Regions from separate parts of the Mus musculus genome. Here regions 1 and 3 are each linked to region 2. A link is a loop called in an ENCODE intact Hi-C map of the cell type or tissue named here. Cell type or tissue: heart. All regions are shown on one strand. Links, peaks and the distances in the headings refer to the core of each region. The heading gives the core; the rest is flanking DNA.

The links. Peaks named below come from ENCODE experiments on the same cell type or tissue, not always from the same donor. Only the 100,000 strongest peaks of a DNase experiment are listed, where the experiment ranks them.
Region 1: it touches region 2 in a loop (9-fold over the local background); 13 of 42 quality-filtered maps call a loop at or near these places.
Region 3: it touches region 2 in a loop (4-fold over the local background); 2 of 42 quality-filtered maps call a loop at or near these places.

Annotation. Positions count from the first base shown.
Region 1 is chr1:44,226,599-44,233,020 of GRCm38, reverse strand. No RefSeq gene overlaps it. Among named protein-coding and RNA genes, the nearest start is that of Mettl21e, 11 kb to the right of the region's middle. In heart, for the core only: a CTCF peak has its summit at 3,782 (motif pointing left); no DNase peak of the experiment used is centred there.
Region 2 is chr1:45,311,366-45,317,787 of GRCm38, reverse strand. It overlaps Col3a1 (collagen, type III, alpha 1), which reads right to left and starts at 6,250. Exons shown (of 51, transcript NM_009930.2): 1 at 5,956-6,250. The coding sequence starts at 6,040. In heart, for the core only: a CTCF peak has its summit at 3,675 (motif pointing right); a DNase peak (open chromatin) is centred at 4,707; H3K4me3 peaks cover 2,754 bases; H3K27ac peaks cover 3,414 bases.
Region 3 is chr1:45,179,114-45,185,535 of GRCm38, reverse strand. No RefSeq gene overlaps it. Among named protein-coding and RNA genes, the nearest start is that of Col3a1, 130 kb to the left of the region's middle. In heart, for the core only: no CTCF peak of the experiment used is centred there; no DNase peak of the experiment used is centred there.

The DNA.
Region 1 (6,422 bases), core at 739-5,738, 1.1 Mb after region 2:
ATAACATTGCAAAGCTTCTGTAATGCAAATGACACTGTCAATAGGACAAATCAGCAACCAACAGATTGGGGAAAGATCTTTACCAATTCTATGTCCGATAGAGGGCTAATATCCAATATATACAAAGAACTCAAGAAGTTAGACTTCAGAGAACCAAATAACCCTATTTAAAAATGGGGAACAGAGCTAAACAGAAAATTCTCAACTGAGGAATACCAAATGGCTGAGAAGAAACAAAAGAAATGTTCAACATCCTTAGTCATCAGGGAAATGCAAATCAAATGCAGCCCTGAGATTCCACCTCATACCAGTCAAAATGGCTAAGATCAAAAATTCAGGTGACAGCAGATGCTGGCAAGGATGTGGAGAAAGAGGAACACTCCTCCATTGCTAGTGGGATTGCAAGCTGACACATCCTCTCTGGAAATCAGTTTGGCAGTTCCTCAGAAAACTGTACATAGTACTACCTGAGGACCCAGCAATACCACTCCTGGGAATACACCCAGAAGATGTTCCAACATGTAATAAGGATACATGCTCTATTATGTTCATAGCAACCTTATTATTTATAATAGCCAGAAGCTGGAAAGAACCCAGATGTCCCTCAACAGAGTAATGGATACAGAAAATTTACACAATGGAGTACTATGTAGCTATTAAAAACAGTGAATTCATGAAATTCTTAGGCAAATGGATAGAACTATAAAATATCATCATGAGTGAGGTAACCCAATCACAAAACTACACACATAGTATGTACTCACTGATAAGTGGATATAAGCCCAGAAGCTCAGAATACCCAAGATACAATTCACAAACCACATGAAACACAAGAAGAAGGAAAACCAAAGTGTAGATACTTCAGTCCTTTTTAGAAGGAGAACAAAATACCCATGGAAGGAGTTACAGAGACAAAGTGTGGGGTAGAGACTGAAGGAATGACCATTCAGAGACTGTCCCACCTGGGGATCCATCCCATATACAGTCACCAAATCCAGACACTATTGTAGATGCCAACAAGAGCTTGCTGACAGAAGCCTGTTATAGCTGTCTCCTGAGAGGCTCTACCAGTGCCTGACAAATACAGAGGTGGATGCTCATAGCCAACCTTTGGACTGAGCACAGGGTCCCCAATAACTAGCCAGTACCCCCAGAGCTCCCAGAGACTAAACCACCACCCAAAGAGTACACATGGTGCAGCTCATGCCTCCAACTGTATTATGTAGCAGAGGTCATCAATGGGAGGAGAGGTCCTTGGTCCTGTGAAGGCTCTATACCCCAGTATAGGAGAACTCCAGGGCCAGGAAGCAGGAGTGGGTGGGTTGGTGAGCAGGGCAAGAAGGGAAAGAATAGAGGGTTTATGGAGGGGAAACCAGGAAAGGGGATAACATTTGAAATGTAAATAAAGAAAATATCTAATAAAACAAAAAACAAAGGAAAAGGAAGGAAGATTTGCTCTTCTTCACCTGCTTGCATTTAGTTACCAGCATATCTGTTGGAATTTACTTCTACAGAAGACCAGCTGAAACAACTAGCCTTGTGAGACTTAGCAACTACTAGATTCTTGAACTTCCAATTGGCATCTGACCATTGTTAGGGAGTTGGGCTACAAAACTGTAAGTCATCATTATAAATTCCCTCAATATAGAGAGACATTTCATACATTCTGTGACTCTAGAGAACCCTGACTAATGCAGAAGTTGTTACCAGGAGTAGTTCTACAGTTGCAGAAGTATAGGATAAATGTTTTAAGTATTTGGAGTCGGAGTAATAATTTGCCTTCTAATTCACCAGCACCTTCAACTACTGAAACCACTCCAGATCCTCCTGAGAGCTTGGTGGATATAGAAGGTTCATAGTGGAAACTATATTTTAAACTTAAAGAAGCTAATGCCTTTGATTATCTTGATCCATCAATTGTAATTGAAAATGAAGTAGGTAACTAGGTGTACCAAATTTTCTACAATTTATTGAGAAAATCAGAAATGATTTTACTGGCTTGTTCCTCTTTGTACCTCTGGAAAATTTAACGAAGGAGAAGAATGATACAACCTACAGACCATATGGAGAGTAGGAAGAAGGAAGACCAGGGGGTGGGTGTTTCAGACCTGCATTGAGGGGAGAACAGGAGATTGTGGGAGGTGGAAGGAGAAGAGGACAAGGGAGGGAGAAAGAAGGAGGAGGAAATAAGGGTGGCAGTATCAGAAACTGGAGGAGATATGAGAGGGATACAGAGGGTCAGGAAATCCAGCAAAAATAGGTAGCAGGGAGGTTGAAGAACTGGGGATAGCCACTGCAGGGTCCCAGACACCAGAGAAACATGAGGCCCCCAGGACCCAACAGGATTGACTTTAGCTGTAATGCACAGAAAAGGGGGAGATAGAACCTATGGAGACCACCTCCAGAAGATAGGCATAGCACCTGGTCAAGGGATGAGGCCACCCACCCATCTCAATGTTTTTTAACCCAGAAATGTTCCTGTCCAAAAGAAGAACAGGAACAAAAAATGGAACAGAGACTAAAGGGCCAACCAGGAATGGTCCCATCTGAGGATAGATCATGTCTGCAGACACCAAACCCAACACTGTTGCCATGATCAAGAGGTGCTCATGGACAGGAACCAAGTATGGCAGTTCTGGGGAGGTCCGGCCAGCAACTGACCAATTGCAGATGCAGATGCTTGGAGCCAACCATCAGACTGAATTCATGGAACGTGGTGGGGGAATTGGCAGAAAGACTGGAGTAGCAGAGGGGGATTGCAACCCCATTAGAAGAACAACATAGGCTGGCCTGACTACCCAATTCTCCCAAAGTCTAGACCACCAAACAAGGAGCGTACCTGGAGGGATCCACAGCTCCAGATACATATGTAGCAGATGATGGCCTTGCCCAACAGCAAAGGGAGGGGAGGCCCTTGGTCCCGGGGAGGTTTGATGCCCCAGAGTAGGAGGATGCTGGAACAGTGAGGTGGGAGAATGGGGGTGGGTGGGAGATCACCCTCATACAGGCAAAGGTGAGGGGAAACAGCAGATTGAGATGAGGGAATAGCAGAGGGGTAACCGGGAAGTGGGATATCATGGGATTGGGGTGGGGGGTGGAGGGGTACCTGGAAAGTGGATATCATTTGAGATGTAAACGAATGGAATAATTAATGCCTGGGATTCTAGGTTCAGTCCCCATGCACGCACACACACACACACACACACACACACATCTAACCTCATATCCCATTTGAGTGTGATACAACATATACAATATCTAACCTAATATGGTATCTGATTAGTATATTTATGGTTTCATGTACCAGTTAAAAATATTAATTTAAATTTTAAGATTCATCATAAGGGTGGGGAGATGCATCACTGAATAAAGTCCTTCCTGAACAAGCATGAGGACCTGAGCTTGGATCTCCAACACCCAAGACAACTCAGGAGTGATGGTGCATGCCTATAACTCTAGTGCTGAGCAGATAGAAATAGGTGAGTCCTATAGCTCACTGGCCAGCCAATCTAGTCATGATGTCAAGTTCTAGGTTTAATAAGAGACACCTTCCCAAAATACAAGGTGAAACACATTCAAGAAAATAGGCATGCATACTACACACACCCCCACCGCCACCACCAGGTAGAGAAAGAAAGGAGGGATTGGGACAATCACACTGCTTGGTAAATATTTGAGAAATACAGCAAGAGAAAAATGAAATCTGGGCAAGCCTGAAAATTATTTGCTGTACCTCTCACATCCAGACTAACTCTATCACCAACTCAGTTTCATGGTGCCATCTGGTGGGGATACTAAAAACTGCTTGATTCTTGTCCTCCGCACTGTAGTCTCCCCTCCCTAGTCAAAATCATAAAAGCCCACTTTTTAAAGTACATTTAATTATATTTTCTTTTTATAAATAATAAAATTGTTCCCTGTTTTCTTATAACTTAAAGTCTGGACTAGGCTAGCTGGACTAGGTTATAATCTTAAAAGTGAAATTTATCTTAGTCATACTAGATTTAGGGAAAAATGATCAGCAAGTTATTTGTCATTTGAACACTTCCAAACCTTTCAGGGTGTAAGCAATGAGTGAACGTGATTATTTATGATGTCACTTTATGGAAGAGATTGGAACCAACCTCCCGGGCGTTATATTTTAGTTCAGAATCTGGAACTGCTGGTGAGAATTGAAAGAAGGCTGAGGTTTTGAGGTTGTTTGTGTCTTTTAAAAATAGTAATTTGAAGGAGGTAACTTTGTCTCAAAGGAAAGGCTAATTTTCTTTTATGCTTTGCTTTACATTTTGTGTAGCTGAGGCCATCCAGGAACTCATTCTGTACACTAGACTTACCTTAAACTCAGAGAGCTGCCTGCCTTTACTTCCTTAGTGCTGGAGTTAAAGGTATGTGCCACCATGCCAACTGGAAAAGCTATTTATGACTTCAGTTGGCAGTTGTTGAAGCTTTCTCTGGCCATCTGTACATGAAATGACTGTTTAAAGACTGATTGAATATAATGGCAACTGCACGACAGCTCCTTTTTACTCAATGAAAGGCACAAAGAGTACCAGTCCCTCTGATAGTGCTTGTCACATTCTGTACGCTAGCTAATTGCAAGGTTTAAAAAGAGGAACTCTTCTTGTTCATCATATTGAAAGATCTTAAAGGCAATGCTTACTTGCCCAACTTTATTCTGCAAAGTTTGACATGTTAGAGGCATGTGATAAAACTTATATTTCCTGGCCATCAGGACACAGGAACCAAGGACCAGCCTGGAACAGGATCCTTCCAGTTTCTGTCTGCAGAGGGATCTAATCCTGTTCCACAGCACCTGGAACTGATCCTGTGCCACAGCACTCCATACCCAAATATCTTCTGGAGAGAGCTGGTCTCCCAGGAGTGCCGACACACTTGTGAGCACAAGTAAGACCACCACTTCTCTTCAAATTCCTGACCCAAGAGGGACATGTCCAGAGCCATAAGGACACAGGAACCAAGGAATAGCCAGGGACAGGACCCTTCCAGTTTCCATATGCACTCCTGAGCTGACCTTGTGCCACAGGTCTCCATACCCAAATTCCTCCCAGAAAGAACTGGTCTCCCAGGAGTACTGACACACAGGATTGCTGGAGAGACAAGCCACAGTCTGAGACAGCAAAACCATCGAACAACTGAGATAACCAGATGGTGAAAGCCAAGGGCAAGAACATAAGCAACAGAAACCAAGGCTACTTGTCATCATCAGAATCCAGTTCTCCCAAAACAGCAAGCCCTAGACACCCCAACACACTGGAAAAACAAGATTTGGATTTAAAATCACATCTCTTAATGAAGATAGAGGACTTTAAGAAGGACATAAATAATGCCCTTAAAGAAATACAGGAGAATACAGATAAACAGCTAGAAGCCCTTAAAAAGGCAACACTCCCTTAAAGAATTATAGGAAAACACAACCAAACAGATGAAGGAATTGAGCAAAACCATCCAAAATCTAAAAATAAAAATAGAAACAATAAAGAAATCACAAAGGGAGACAACCCTGGAAATAGAAAGCCTAGAAGAGATCAGGAGTCATAGAGCAAGCAACACCAACAGAATACAAGAGCTAGAAGAGAGAATCTCAGGTGCAGACGATAACATAGAAAACATTAACACACCAGTCAAAGAAAATTAAAAATGCAAGAAGCTCCTAATTCAAAACATCCAGGAAATCCAGGACACAATGAGAAGACCAAATCTAAAGATAATAAGTACAGAAGAGAGTGAAGATTCCCATCTTAAAAGACCAGTAAATATCTCCAACTAAAGTATAGAAGAAAACTTCCCTAACCTAAAGAAAGAAATGCCAATGAAGATTAAAAAAAAAAAAAAAAAAAAAAAAAAAAGTCAACGGAACTCCAAGTAGATTAGATCAGAAAAAAAAAAATTCCTCCCAACACATAATAATCAAAACACCAAATGCACAAAACAAAGAAAGAATATTAAAAGCATTAAGGGGAAAATGTCAAGTAACATATAAAGACGGACCTATGAGAATTACACCAGATTGTTCATCAGAGACTATGAAAGCTACAACATCCTGGGCAGATGTCATACAGACTCTAAGAGAACAACATTGCAAGCACAGGCTAGTATACCCAGCAAAACTCACAATTGCCATAGATGGAGAAAGGAAAATATTCCATGACAAAACCAAATTTACACAATCTTTCCACAAATCCAGCTCTGCACAGGATAATAAATGGAAAATGCCAACACAAGGAAGGAAACTACAGCCTAGAAAAAGCAAGAAAGTAAACTTCTTCTTAAAAACTCAAAAAAAGTCACACAAACATAAAAATAACATCAAAAAATAACAGGAAGCAACAATCACTACTGCTTTATATCTCTTACCATTAATGGACTCCATTCTCCAATAAAAAGACATAGACTAACAGACT
Region 2 (6,422 bases), core at 833-5,832:
AATGGAAAAGTAAAGTATGTATAATCATCGAAATACATCTATAATGGATCCTACCAAATTATGAAAATATTTAATATATTTAATTTACTGTGTAGCAACTTTAGTTTTATACTTTGAGAATGCAGATGTTCATGTAATCTTTCCTATCATTACATGATACTTTAATTCTTTTCACGGTGTCATGGTAGTTGACAGTACTTGGCAAACGAATGATAGATCAAGCCTCTGTTCTAGGTACTACTCTTGAGTGGCTGACATCTTTTTCTTTTCTTTCAAATTATAGATGCCACCAGGCTAGCCTTGAAACCACAGTCCTTGCTCCAAGGTTTCAGATTGCTGGGAACATAGGTGCAGACGGCTAGCAATGCAGGTATGCATCACTAATATCAAACTGCTCGAAATGCCGTTGTGTATCACTGCATTCGACTGCTGGGAATGCAGGTGTTCATCACTATACCTGATGGTTTATATCAATTTTATGATCTCCTTCCTGCATGTTTTGAGCTGAATGCTGTCACAATCCTGAATGCACACAAAGAATCTGGGTCAAACTGAGTAATTATCCAGGTAAAATACTTAAAGGAATTCAGATTTGAATCTAGTATGCTTTTCTAAAATCTGATACTCCTAACTCCATTATGTTTTTACTGCTTTCAAGGATACTATAGAATGAAAGAGACCTGTTTCAGTGCCCTGTCCCAGATGGTTTGTGAACTCTGTACCCTCTCGAGTATGCAGACAGATTTTTTTTTTTTTAAGGAATAACAGTGATCTCCAAAATGTCTTTTTTTTCTCTAATCTTAAAATGGGAAGATACCATCTGGAGTGGAATCCTACTGTTTATTTCTCTTGACCTTATGAAAAAGGCTTGTATTTCCAAGGCCACCCTGATGGGATCCAGACCACCAGCAAGATGAATGTGTGACTTGGAAGCCAGGCACTAAGACTGACAAAAACAAACATAAACATTCTTCATCAGATACATAGATGTATTTAGGATGGCTAAGGCACTACTATTCAAAAACTATAGTTTTTGCTTGATTTGCATTTGTTAACTTCTAACTTGAGCACAAGTCTCCTTTGAATGCTACTTGGGCACTATAAATTCTGTGCAACATCATAAAGTGTTTCTGTGAGAAACATAGCTTGTTGGCCTCTACAATAACAAACATAAGAACAAAAAATGTCTCACAACTATGTTAACTGAGAAAGTCATCCTTCAATGCTAATTATCAAAGCTAATTTAACTATTAATAAGTTTTGGATTAGTTGTGGCAATTTCTTCTTTGGGGCAATTTTAGTATTTCTTCCATTTGAACTTTCCGTTTTGTTCATTGAGATTACATTTGAAATGGCAGGGCTTGACCTCAGCCATGGAAAAAGCAAGGCTTTGATTAGTTAATCTGAAAGGAATCCACTTGGGCTATGTTTTTGTTAGGCACAGACAGAACTTCTAGTGGTTAATGTAACTCTCCAAAGTGCAGCTAACAAACGACTGCTGTGCAGAGCTAGCTCAGAGTTTCCACTGCTTTCCTGACAGGCAAAGTTTCCTCCTTTAAAACTTTTGGATTAAAAAAAAAAACAATGTGGATTTTTTTTTTTCCTAAGCATGGAAAATAATGACACTAAGCTTTTAGCTCTAAGAAACAGAACGAAACATTTTATGAGAATTAGCTCACACACATTGCCAGAAAGTCACAGTGTACCCGAAGCTTTAGTGTCTGCCAGGTCCAGCAAAGGCAAGCTCATCTTTGATCTTCCCGGCTCTGACTTACAAGCAATCACTTTAATGGCTTCAAGGTGGCGTTATCAGTTATTGCCTGTCACAAAGTACACATAGGAACCCGGCACTAGGGACAGTCATCCTCAGTGGTCACCACAGAGCTTCAGTGGTTGGCAGTCTTTTCTGAGTTACCACTCCAGGCCTGGTCTGAGCCTGTAGATATGAAACAGGCCTTTCTAATGAGGCCTTGCTTTCTTTTAGCATCTCCTATAGTTCTGGACAAATCTTTTAAAAAAGAAATCCAAAGGCAAGTCACCGAAGAATCTGCACTCATTAATGGGCCTTTCCTCTCCACTTCTCCCTCCCAGCATGGTTTCCGAAGACTTGCTCTCTTCTACAATGCTTGACTGGTCCATCCTAGATCTAAATGTGATGCAGGGTCTGTTATAGGCCCTTTACCCATCATTCTGAGTACTGTTGAGATGCTGAGGAAATAAAAGGGGGTTATGAATAGAAACAACAAAATCTTGTATTGGTAATACTTTATTTACTTACAATGTACATTTTTACAGAAAGAATGATAATTTCTGGTTAAGTCATTAGCTCCTGAGCCTTTTGCTTAATAAACCAGATTAATTTGTTAAAAATTGAGTAAGGAATAGAAAAAAGGACTACCATTAAAAAAAAACTTTATAAATAAATTTTCAAAAATGGTATGGAACTTGGAATCTCTATTATTTACAAATACTTACAAAAGTAAAAAAAGGCAGATGTTCAAGGTTTATGCTTTTGTTCTCAAATCATGTAGTATTTCATTAAATTTTAGTTTCAGTACTAAACTATTCATCCATTCCTGTTTTTAAGCTTTACAAACACACTGTAGGTTACATGACTGATATTTAAATATGTACATAATTGTGTATTTTCTTCTGTTAGAAGTAAGGTTACTACCGTGACTTTGTAATACATTTTATTCCATTGGTTCTATGTGATTAGTAATTCGGACAACACAAACAAGAGAAAATGTAAATGTTAATCTTAGCTATAATTTTCCTTTTTAAACATAATGAGAAATAAACTAAAAAATATGAAACAAGAGTTCATTCTCTCAGTCCATTTACAGTTTTGAAATCACAAATCAGTTCATGGTTCACAGTTAATTTTTGTGATATTATCAACATAGCAAAATGTAGAAGCTTAAACTTTAGAAGACATTTAGTTTTTTGTCCCTGTCCTAAGGAAGCAATATTACTAACATCTATTTATGGACCTATAGTCAGCAGAATGCAAATATTAAGCAAGGATGATATTAGCCAATGAGTAGGAAAAATACATTTAAAAAATGATGCAATGAATTTAGATAAGTTTCTATCTTTTCTTTGACAGTATTGGAGATTGAGGCTAGGGCGTCATATGCTCTGGAAAAGCTCTCTACCACTGACCTGCATCTCCAGACTTCTATAAACTTTTCATTTTGAGACAAGAGTCTCACTCTCATTCAGACACTCACATTGAACTCAGGAAGACTTTGGACTTGTATTCATCTACACTCAGCCTCCCAAGTAGCTGGGAATGAAGGTCTGTGTCACCATGCCTGGCTGGAAACTGTCTATTATTTTGACATTCATTTCCAAAAGTCTCACAATATATTACCAGTTTGTTTGTGTATTCTTATGTCTGGTAACATTTCATTATCTAATTATTTTACTTATAAAAGGAATGTTTAGTTTTTAAAACTCTCTCTCTCTCTCTCTCTGTCTCCCCCCCCCCCACGGACACGCGTGCGCGCACGCACGCACACACACACACACACACACACACACACACACACACACACACACACACACACACACACATATGAGGATCCTGTGGTGCAAGAGTCATGTTGGCGATGGTTATGGAAATGGTGTCTTTGTTAGCCACTAGGTGGCATGGTTTAGCACTTAAAAATCCAGCATGCTTAAAAACCACAGGAAATATAAAACAGACCACGTTTTTTCCGTAGCTGAAATAAAAGGCATGAATAAAGTAAGACTTGCACAGATTTGTAAAGAGACAAGAATTCTTTGTGGAGACATGTTTCATATTCCAGAAAACTCCCAGAAGTTAGTGTCTAGCAATTCTGTACGACTTCTAGGATTTCTGGAGAACATAGGAGATAACCCCTTTAGAGTTCTCTGAGTGTTCCCAGTGTGCTGAATGTCTGCTACTTACTGAAATCTCCTCAAAGTTAATCATTCAGTAGGATTTTCACTAAAAACCTGCAAGGAATGTGAAATATATGATCTTAAATCCTTTTTATCCTTCTTGGAGTTTTAAAGACCATAGCCCAAAGGTGGAAGCAAATGAGCTTAGGATGATGTTAAGATGGTGAGAACCAAACATGTTTCTCTTCTTACTGGAGTTAGATTGGGAAGAAACACACCCACTGTTCCTATAGTATTTCTCATATTACTTTAACTGTTAAGAAACTATAGATACTATGTTGATATTTTAATTAATGTCCCAAAGACATAGGTTTCTTCCTTCCTTCCTTTCTTCCTTCCTTCCTTCCTTTCTTTCTTCCTTCCTTCCTTCCTTCCTTCCTTCCTTCCTTCCTTCCTTTCTGTCTGTCTGTCTGTCTTTCTTTCTGTCTGTCTTTCTTTCTTTAAAAAAAATTAAGATTCTATGATTCTTCATCTAGATTTCAGAATAAAAGTTTGGGCTGCTAAGGAATTAACATTTCTTTGGATCATGTCTCCTATTAATAGGGAAGGCTTGGGGTTGTTTCATCTTCCAGGAGGGCAGGATGTGAAGAGAAAGTGAAAAAAGAAAGCTAAAAAGGAATTGACTATCCAAAGAAAAGAAAATGTAAGATGAGCTGGGGAGGAGAGAGGATGAAAATAAAGATGGGAAGCAGAGAGTGAGTCACTGAGAACAGGGAGGGGTGAGGACTGGGGTGGGGGGAGGGAGGTGGATAAGCCTAGGATGGGGGAGGGGTGATGAGTGAGGAAGGAAAATTGGGAGGGGAGTTCCTAAGGAGCCAAAAGGGGTGGAGAGATAAGGAGGGGGGAAAGATGGAGGGGGATGGAAGGGTGGGTTAAGGGGAACAGAATTAAGAAACAAGCAATCTGGGAGCTCCTTCTCTGTGTATCTGTGGACTGAACATACAGAAATATAAAGTGTCTCCTTCCCTTACTCTTGCATAGATAACTTCTGAAACTAGTGAAGACACTGCACACAGTGGAAAAACGAATGCTCATGAAGCATTTGCTAAAACTAAAGGTTTAAATACCAACGTGTTTGATTATGTATGAAAAGAACTGCTAGCAACTTCTTTTAGCCACAGATAAGATTTACATCAACACAATTATTTTGAAAAAAGTGTGCACCCCAAATTTTCATGATGACAAGGAACATATGCATTTTTAAAAGTATTTAAGTAAATAATGAGACAGTTGCTTTTAATTTGGGGCACAAGAAAATAAAGATCATTACATTTGGCTACCAAAACTATTTCAAGTCTGCCTTTTTGAGCAAAACTTGTATCTTTACCTTGTTTGGAGGAAAGCAAAAATATTCCTGTTAAATTATGTTATCTTCAGTAATGGAAATCCAGCTAAACAGAACATAAAACAACTTTTGGCAAACTCTGAGCACATTGAATGTGTGCAATCATGGAATGCAATAAAAACAGAAACAATGACACGTTTTTGCAGCCTGGGCTCATTTCTGGAAGGTCCATAGATAGTCCACATTTATAGTTTTACAGAAATACATAAGGGATTCTATTTATTTTCTAGTATCTTCTTAAGGGTTATTCATTTCAGAGACATTTCTAGTGCATTCTTTTGAAAAACATGGCTAAATATCCTATCTTTGTAAAGAGAGCAGTGTACAAAGGAGAACATGAAATTATTACAAGAGACCAATAAATTCCAGATGGCCTGGGAGCATGCCAAGATGTTCACAATGCAGGAGGGGAGTACTTTAAAACATTTTTTAAAAGGTGAACATGAAATCAAGTTAATTTAAGAACAGTTTTTACCTTAAACAACTAGAGAATATTATACATGTACATTAACTTTTAAAAAAATCAAATATAGAAAACAAAATTAAGGTTAACAAAACATTCCACAGTCAGAGGCTAGACAGGAAATTCTTAGGAGGCTGATTTTCCCACTATCTTACCCTTTGTAAGAAGTTAAGGCAAAATTAACCCAGAAAGCCTGTTCAAATCGGTACCTACTTACCTACGTTGGACTGCTGTGCCAAAATAAGAGTGGGATGAAGAAGGGTGAGAAGAAACCAGGTTCCACTTTGCACAAAGCTCATCATGTCTAAATATCAGACATGAGACTCTTTGTGCAAAAGAGGAGAGAGGAAGAAGCAGCTCAGAGTAGCACCATCAGTTGTCCCTGCCCTTCAGCACCGGGCCCGTCATAAAACTCAGCCGCTCGCTTCCCTCTGCTCTGGCCTTAAATAGGAAAAAGTTTGGCTTCCCTCACTTTCCAGCCCCTTTCTGAAATATGAGAGCAGAACCCATCCCCTCAGCAGTAAAAGCAATGATTAATATATTTTTCCCTGTGTGTAGAGGACACAACCCACAGACACAGAAACAGCACATCTGGAGCATGTGTACATCAGCCTATGCATATGTTTATAACATGCATTAGTCTTAAATACATATTTGCATGACAGAAACACATAGGAATGTGCT
Region 3 (6,422 bases), core at 739-5,738, 130 kb after region 2:
TGTCACTTCTTTCCTCAAAAGGACATTCTAGGATGTTTGACCTTTCACAGGATCTTTCAGCTCTGGTTCCTGGTTCCAAGAGAAAACAAAGTTAAGCTTTAATAACATAAAATAAACATAAGAAAAAATCTTCCAAATGTTGACAATAATATATAACTGTGGATGAGACATGAGTCTCTTTCCATGTTAGAAAAATTGTAACTATAGAATGAAAATATTTTGTCATTGGAGACCAACGTAAAAACTAGGTTTAGAATTACTTAATTGTAAAAGTTAAACCATCTTAAATGATTCAATAAACATAGTATGCCATGGCTTACATGGAGAATTGACTATTGATATATTTCCTTCACTAAAGATGAATGATAGAACCCCCTTAGACCCTTCTTTAGTTGCTCCTGACTGTACTGGATTGTGCATAGGTCCTCACATGCCAGCCACAAGGCATATTGCATGGAATCCTCAACTGTTCTCCAGAATCTTGACTACAATTTGATTCTGCTGCTCATCAGTGTTTTATCTTGCAGCAGGAACACCCTTCCTACAGCTTAAAATTTCCATTATCCTCTGAAAAGTTTTGTAGTTCAGACTATGGGCTAGGTCTAAAATAACTTCTCAAATGGTCAAAGCTGAAGAGCTGGCAGATTTACTTCTGCTTCTGGCTAAAAACAATCTTTCTCACATTATTTCACTGTGTCTGGTTCAATCCAGGTCAGAAACCAGAAACAAAACACTTGCCAGTGTTTCTGAGCCTTTCAGATGCTTGGCTGGTGGAGAATGTATTTACTTAATACTGATACACCATCAAAAGCACTTACTTTTAGTCTGGTAGAAGCTGTAAGAGGTAGTGTGCTCAGAAGAATGACTACAATATGACAAACTAATGTCTCCCTTGTACATTTTAAGTCTTCATTTATTTTGTGGAACTCAGTATAATTCTATATTAGTATTGACAAATTATATGAAGTATTAAAACTAAATATAATAATTCAAGTTTTTGTTGTTATTGTTCAATAAACAGCTTTGTAAAGTACATGTGACTTTACTAACATGGAATTTGCCTCAGTGATGGCTGGAATTTGGTCTCCAAAAATAAGAAATACAAAGTAAAAGATGTTATGTTAAGAATTCTTACAGAAAAAATAAACTCCTCAGCCAAAATAAACTCAAAAATAATACTAGACTTTTATATAAATACATAGATAACCTGGATTATAAGAGAAAATATGAGACATGGCTTCACCTGTAAGCCTAGCTCTTTGGATGACAAAGCAGGAAAATCACTAGTACAAGAAGAACAGAGAGTACATGGTGAGACCTGTTTATAAAAGGAAAAAAAATGAAAGAAAGGTAGGGGAAATGGAAAGAAAATGGGAGGGAAGTGAAACAGAGGAAGGAAAAGTGAGAGTCAGGGAGAAAGTAAAAGAAACACAGAGCTCTGCATTCTGACTGTTGTGAGAATCTAGTCTACTTTTCCTTAAGAGGCATGGGGTGCAATGGTGCTTGCACCTACAAAACACAAGTGAAACCAGAAATGTTAAACATACAATGGTCTTTTTTCAACTGAGGAGATATAATGTCTGTTTTTCCACCCAGAAGGCAGAGAATAGATTTTGTTAACAACCTGGTGAGCTTTTTGCTATCAGTGGAAACAGACCTCACCCAAATTACCCCAAAGATTATCCCAGACTCTTCCCTCCTTAAACCACCTTGTGGAGATGCTACATGCATTTTCTAGACTACTGACCTTTATGCTATTGTTCAGAGACCACACTAGATTCTTTTAGTTATAGAACCCATCCTCATGTCTACAGGTACATTATAAAGGAGATTCTATGTAGTTATACCTTACACTTTATTGTGCATCTGAAACTAGAATGGTTGTTGCCTAGAAACCTTTTCCCAAATTGATCTGTTTCAAATATATCGACAGTGAACTATTTGGCTTTCGACTCCTCACCGTGTGATCCAGGTTTGTGAATTCAATCTATACCAGGTTTTCACTCTCATCTCCTTGGGCAGGTTTGCTTCCCTGTCTGACACATGCACAGATCCATTCAGAAAGATACTTCCTTCATGCTGTGGAACTTAACTCCCTTTTATTTGAAGTCAATGACAGTAGTTTTTGGTGATCCATATTGGTTTATTATACACAGAATGCTTCATTCACATGGATATAAGATGTGCACTATATTTTTTCAAGTGTTGCAAACCACAAAACTTCCTACCCAATTTAGAGTATACAAATACCATTTACTAGAAATGGAAGTATTTTTTTTTAATCTTAGCAAAAATTAAAAATCTAAGATAAAAGCCAGAAAAATGTGGAGTAGAGTAGTGGGACATTCAGCCAAGAGATCTGGTTCCTGAGGTTGAAAGGACCTTCCTTACTCCCTCAGCTTTTGCATAGCTCTTAGCCTCTTGCCATTGGCCCAACTGAAATGTAAGGAGGAAGAACATAAGACCATGTCTGCTTCATAATTTTGCTACAGAGACTGACTTTGCTTCTTCACTATAACACAGATGCTAAATCTCAGAGGAAAGAATAACATTCTAACACATGCCTGCACTCATAGTGGTCAGCAATGACTCATACAAGAAATCTGCAAGACATGTCCTATTTGTATGAATGCAGCCTATCATTTTGATTCTGCATTCATGACAAAGGAAAAATCACTTTGTGGATGCTCCTTGTGCTATTTGGAAACTTCAAGGGCATTATTTGATAAAGCTTAAAATGTGTACCAGTGAAGAAGTTTATTTCTTTTTACTAGTTAGGATGGCTTATAAAAATGCCCATATTTTCTTTTGCTTCATATATAGATACTAAAAGAAAATGGTTTTTCTTCTCTAAAAATATTTTGATTAATTCTTTGAGAAATCACTACAATACATTTATTTTGATCATATTTATCCCTCCTCTATCTTCCCATTTTCTCCTTGGTACACACTCCCACCTTTGTGTCTTCATTTCTTTTTAAACCTATCAAGTCCCATTTTTGTTGCCTGTATTTCTTAGGCATTTTGCCATCCACTGTAGTGTGTTAGACCTACCACAAACCACACTCTAAGAAAAGCTACTTTTTCCTCTCTCAGCAACTACCGAGTTACTACAATTACTTAGCTAGGGATCGAACTTGGTGCCTACCTTCCCTCTCCATTATGATAATATTTTGGCTTGTCCTTTCACAGGTCTTGAGCAGCCTGTTAGAATTGCTATGACTTCATATATGCAACTGTCCTATTGTCTCCCAAGAACAATTTCATTGCAAAAGCCAGTAGTCATCCTCTACCTCTGGCTCTTAAAGTCCCTCTTCTTTTCCCACAATGATCTGTGAACTTTGGGAAATTAAATGTCTCATTTAGGGCTAAACACTTCACAAGTCACTTATTTTCCTCATCTTTAACATTGTGGCTGTCTGTGGTAATTGTCATGTGCTTAAAACAAACAAATAAACAAACAAACAAACAAACAAACTTCTCTGAAGTGTTTGAATGATTCATTCATCTGTAAGTATAACAAGTTGTTAGGAGTTGCCTTAATACTATGACCTCTTGGCAAAATAATGGTAGCAGATTCTTCCTTAGGGTCTATGACCTTTGCATACAAGTTATTGTCCTCAGCAACTTTGTGAGGTATAGGCTCCACCTAGTGAAGTGAAACTTAAATTCAATCAGAAAGTAGTTGGTTACGCAATGCCATTTATGCCACTGTTGCAGTCAGGTGAGTCATAATTGTGGCTTGCAGGTTCCACAGCTGGATGAGATTGATTATTATCTTACTATTTCTAGGCTATATATATATATTGTTTATATATATAAACATCTACACTGATTTCCATAGTGGTTTCACTGGTATGCACTCATTCCCCTTCCTCTACAGTCACATCAGAATTTGTTATCACTTATGCTTTGACCTTATCTATTCTGACCAGGGTAAGTTGGTCTCAAAGTAGTTTCCATTATATTGACTGATTTAGAAACATTTTTCAGCCTTTTGTAATTTATGTTTTGATAATTCTTTATTTATATCCAACCCCATTTGGAGATGGTGGTGTTTATTTCTTGCTGTTTAGTTTTTTAAATCTGTATATATTTTAGATACTAGATATGTATCTAGGCTATCTCTTCATTTAAATGATGGTGTCCTTTTGCTGTTCAGAAGCCTTTAGTTTTATGTGTTTCTATTTGTTGATTGTCAGTCTTAAGCAATGTCATAATTGGGGGAGGTAGTTGGTGAATTTAATAACAGTGTTGTCTGATTTCCTCATTGTTTTAATTTAATTCACATATGTCTGACTAACTGAAACATAGCTATTTTAAGCAACACTAAAGGAATTTATGTTGATAATCCATAAGGATTTAACTAGCTCCAAGTGGATCACCATTGCCTATATTTCGTTTTACTTGTCTGCCACCATTTTTTCATTGTTATATTGTGCCAAATGCATTGAGGCAGTAGCATCTTTAGATCACATCTCTTGACTGATTGTGTACATAAACATTACTATCTCCTAACAAGTGATAAAGTGGCATTGGATCTAGTCAATAGCTACAATTAAATTGACGAGAAAGGTTTTATGTCTTTAAAAGTGAATTATTTTAACTTATCTAAGAGACCCAATCACCTTTATTATAATTTACCTCATTATTTGATAGTTTTTAAACACTCCTGAGTTATACTGGCCTTGTTAATCATAGCATTTATTTGTTCACACAAATGGCTTTTATAGAAAATAGGTCATGCTGATCAGCTTGCCAGCTGGTTGTTACTGACAGATCTTGCTCTCTGTTTTCATATTACTTCATTTATTGCATTATTAAATCAATAGTTATTTTAAAAACCAAGAAAAGATTTTATATTGCAATATGGTTACCTCCCTAGAGATTAAGTCACTTTCTTCCAATAAATTCTTTTTCTACCACACCCATCTATCTAGCTTTTCTGATCTGCAGTCTCCTTTCCCTTGCAGGCAGAGATTTCAGTTTTGTCTTGAATCTTAATAACCTAGACCTCTGATTATGTATCAGCATTGTTTACATAAGGAAGAAGAAAATTCTTTTAGGTGACTTTATGTCAAAAAAAGCAGTAAGTCAACATATATTAACTCTGGAAAAATACCTGGGTTTGCCCTTTTAAAAACTCATTCCTGGTGCAATTTATGCATCAGCTTAAATAGAGGGGTTTTTGCCTTATTTAGAATACACAACTGGTTTATAATGGTACAGAAACATATTTACTCATAATAGCACAAGTTCAAAATGAGATGAAATTGATATCACTCATACTTTAGACTTTTTATATAACTTGAAATGCCCATTTCTTGTGAATAGCTTTAATTTTGGTCATCTTGAATTTCATGTAAAATAAATATTGTCTAATATTTTACAATCAATTTCTGCTTTTTCTAGGTTTTGGTGTTAATCCACATAGAAGATGACTTCACTGCAAAACCGACAATTTCAGTCAAAAGATTTTAAAATATTATCTTTCTCACGCATCAGACATCAGAAAACAGAGCCTCAGCTAATCTGCCAGTTGCACAACTCAACTCAGCACATATTGCAATAACTTATACTGATGAAAGCAACAGCTAGTGAACTCCTTGATTTCTGGTCTGTAATCTCTTCAAGATAACATTCTGTATTGAGTAATAAAAATGCTTTCACTACTCTTTTCCATGAAGTGTGTTCTTCCTGAATTTGAGATCAGAGGTTTGCCTTAAAATTTTAATGGCTTATAACTTTAATTTTTTAAAACAAGGGAGAACAGAAGAAAGTTACATGCAATCAAATAGAGATGCTCCCACATAATGCTCACTTGGCCACCTAAGCTATTTTGTGTTTTGTCTTTCTAGCCAAATTAGCACTTTGTTCTCATCTCCACATTTCTCTATCTAAAAGGGAGGCTGCCTTTGTGAGGCTGTCATCTTTTCCAGAAAAACTCACAAAATACTTTCCTTATGCTGAAAACTAAACCCTTGACTCAGTGTCTCACCCACAGACATTATTCATTTCGAAACAACACAGCTGCATTTCAGATTTTATGTCTGATACCTTCTCTCTATGAGTTAAATTACAAAAGCAAATGAAAATTTTAGACTTAAATTTAATAAATTTCACTGAGAAGCAGAAAATCTGTTGATATAACCAGCACTCAAATGCCAAGAGGAATGTGTCTTGTTGCTAGCTGTTTTAAAACTACTTTTGGAATAGCTATGGCACACGGTTTGGGCTTTAGAAGTTCTTGTGGCCCTTTTATTTTATTTTTTTTCTTTTGATAAAATGTGGGGCCAAATAATTAAGTCAATTAAATTATCCTGTTCCTCTTTGGATGATGAAAAATGGTAGTTTGTTTAATGCCTAAACTTATGTTTATGTTCTTCTTGCAATGGAAGTTTATGTCTAATGATGGAAGATGA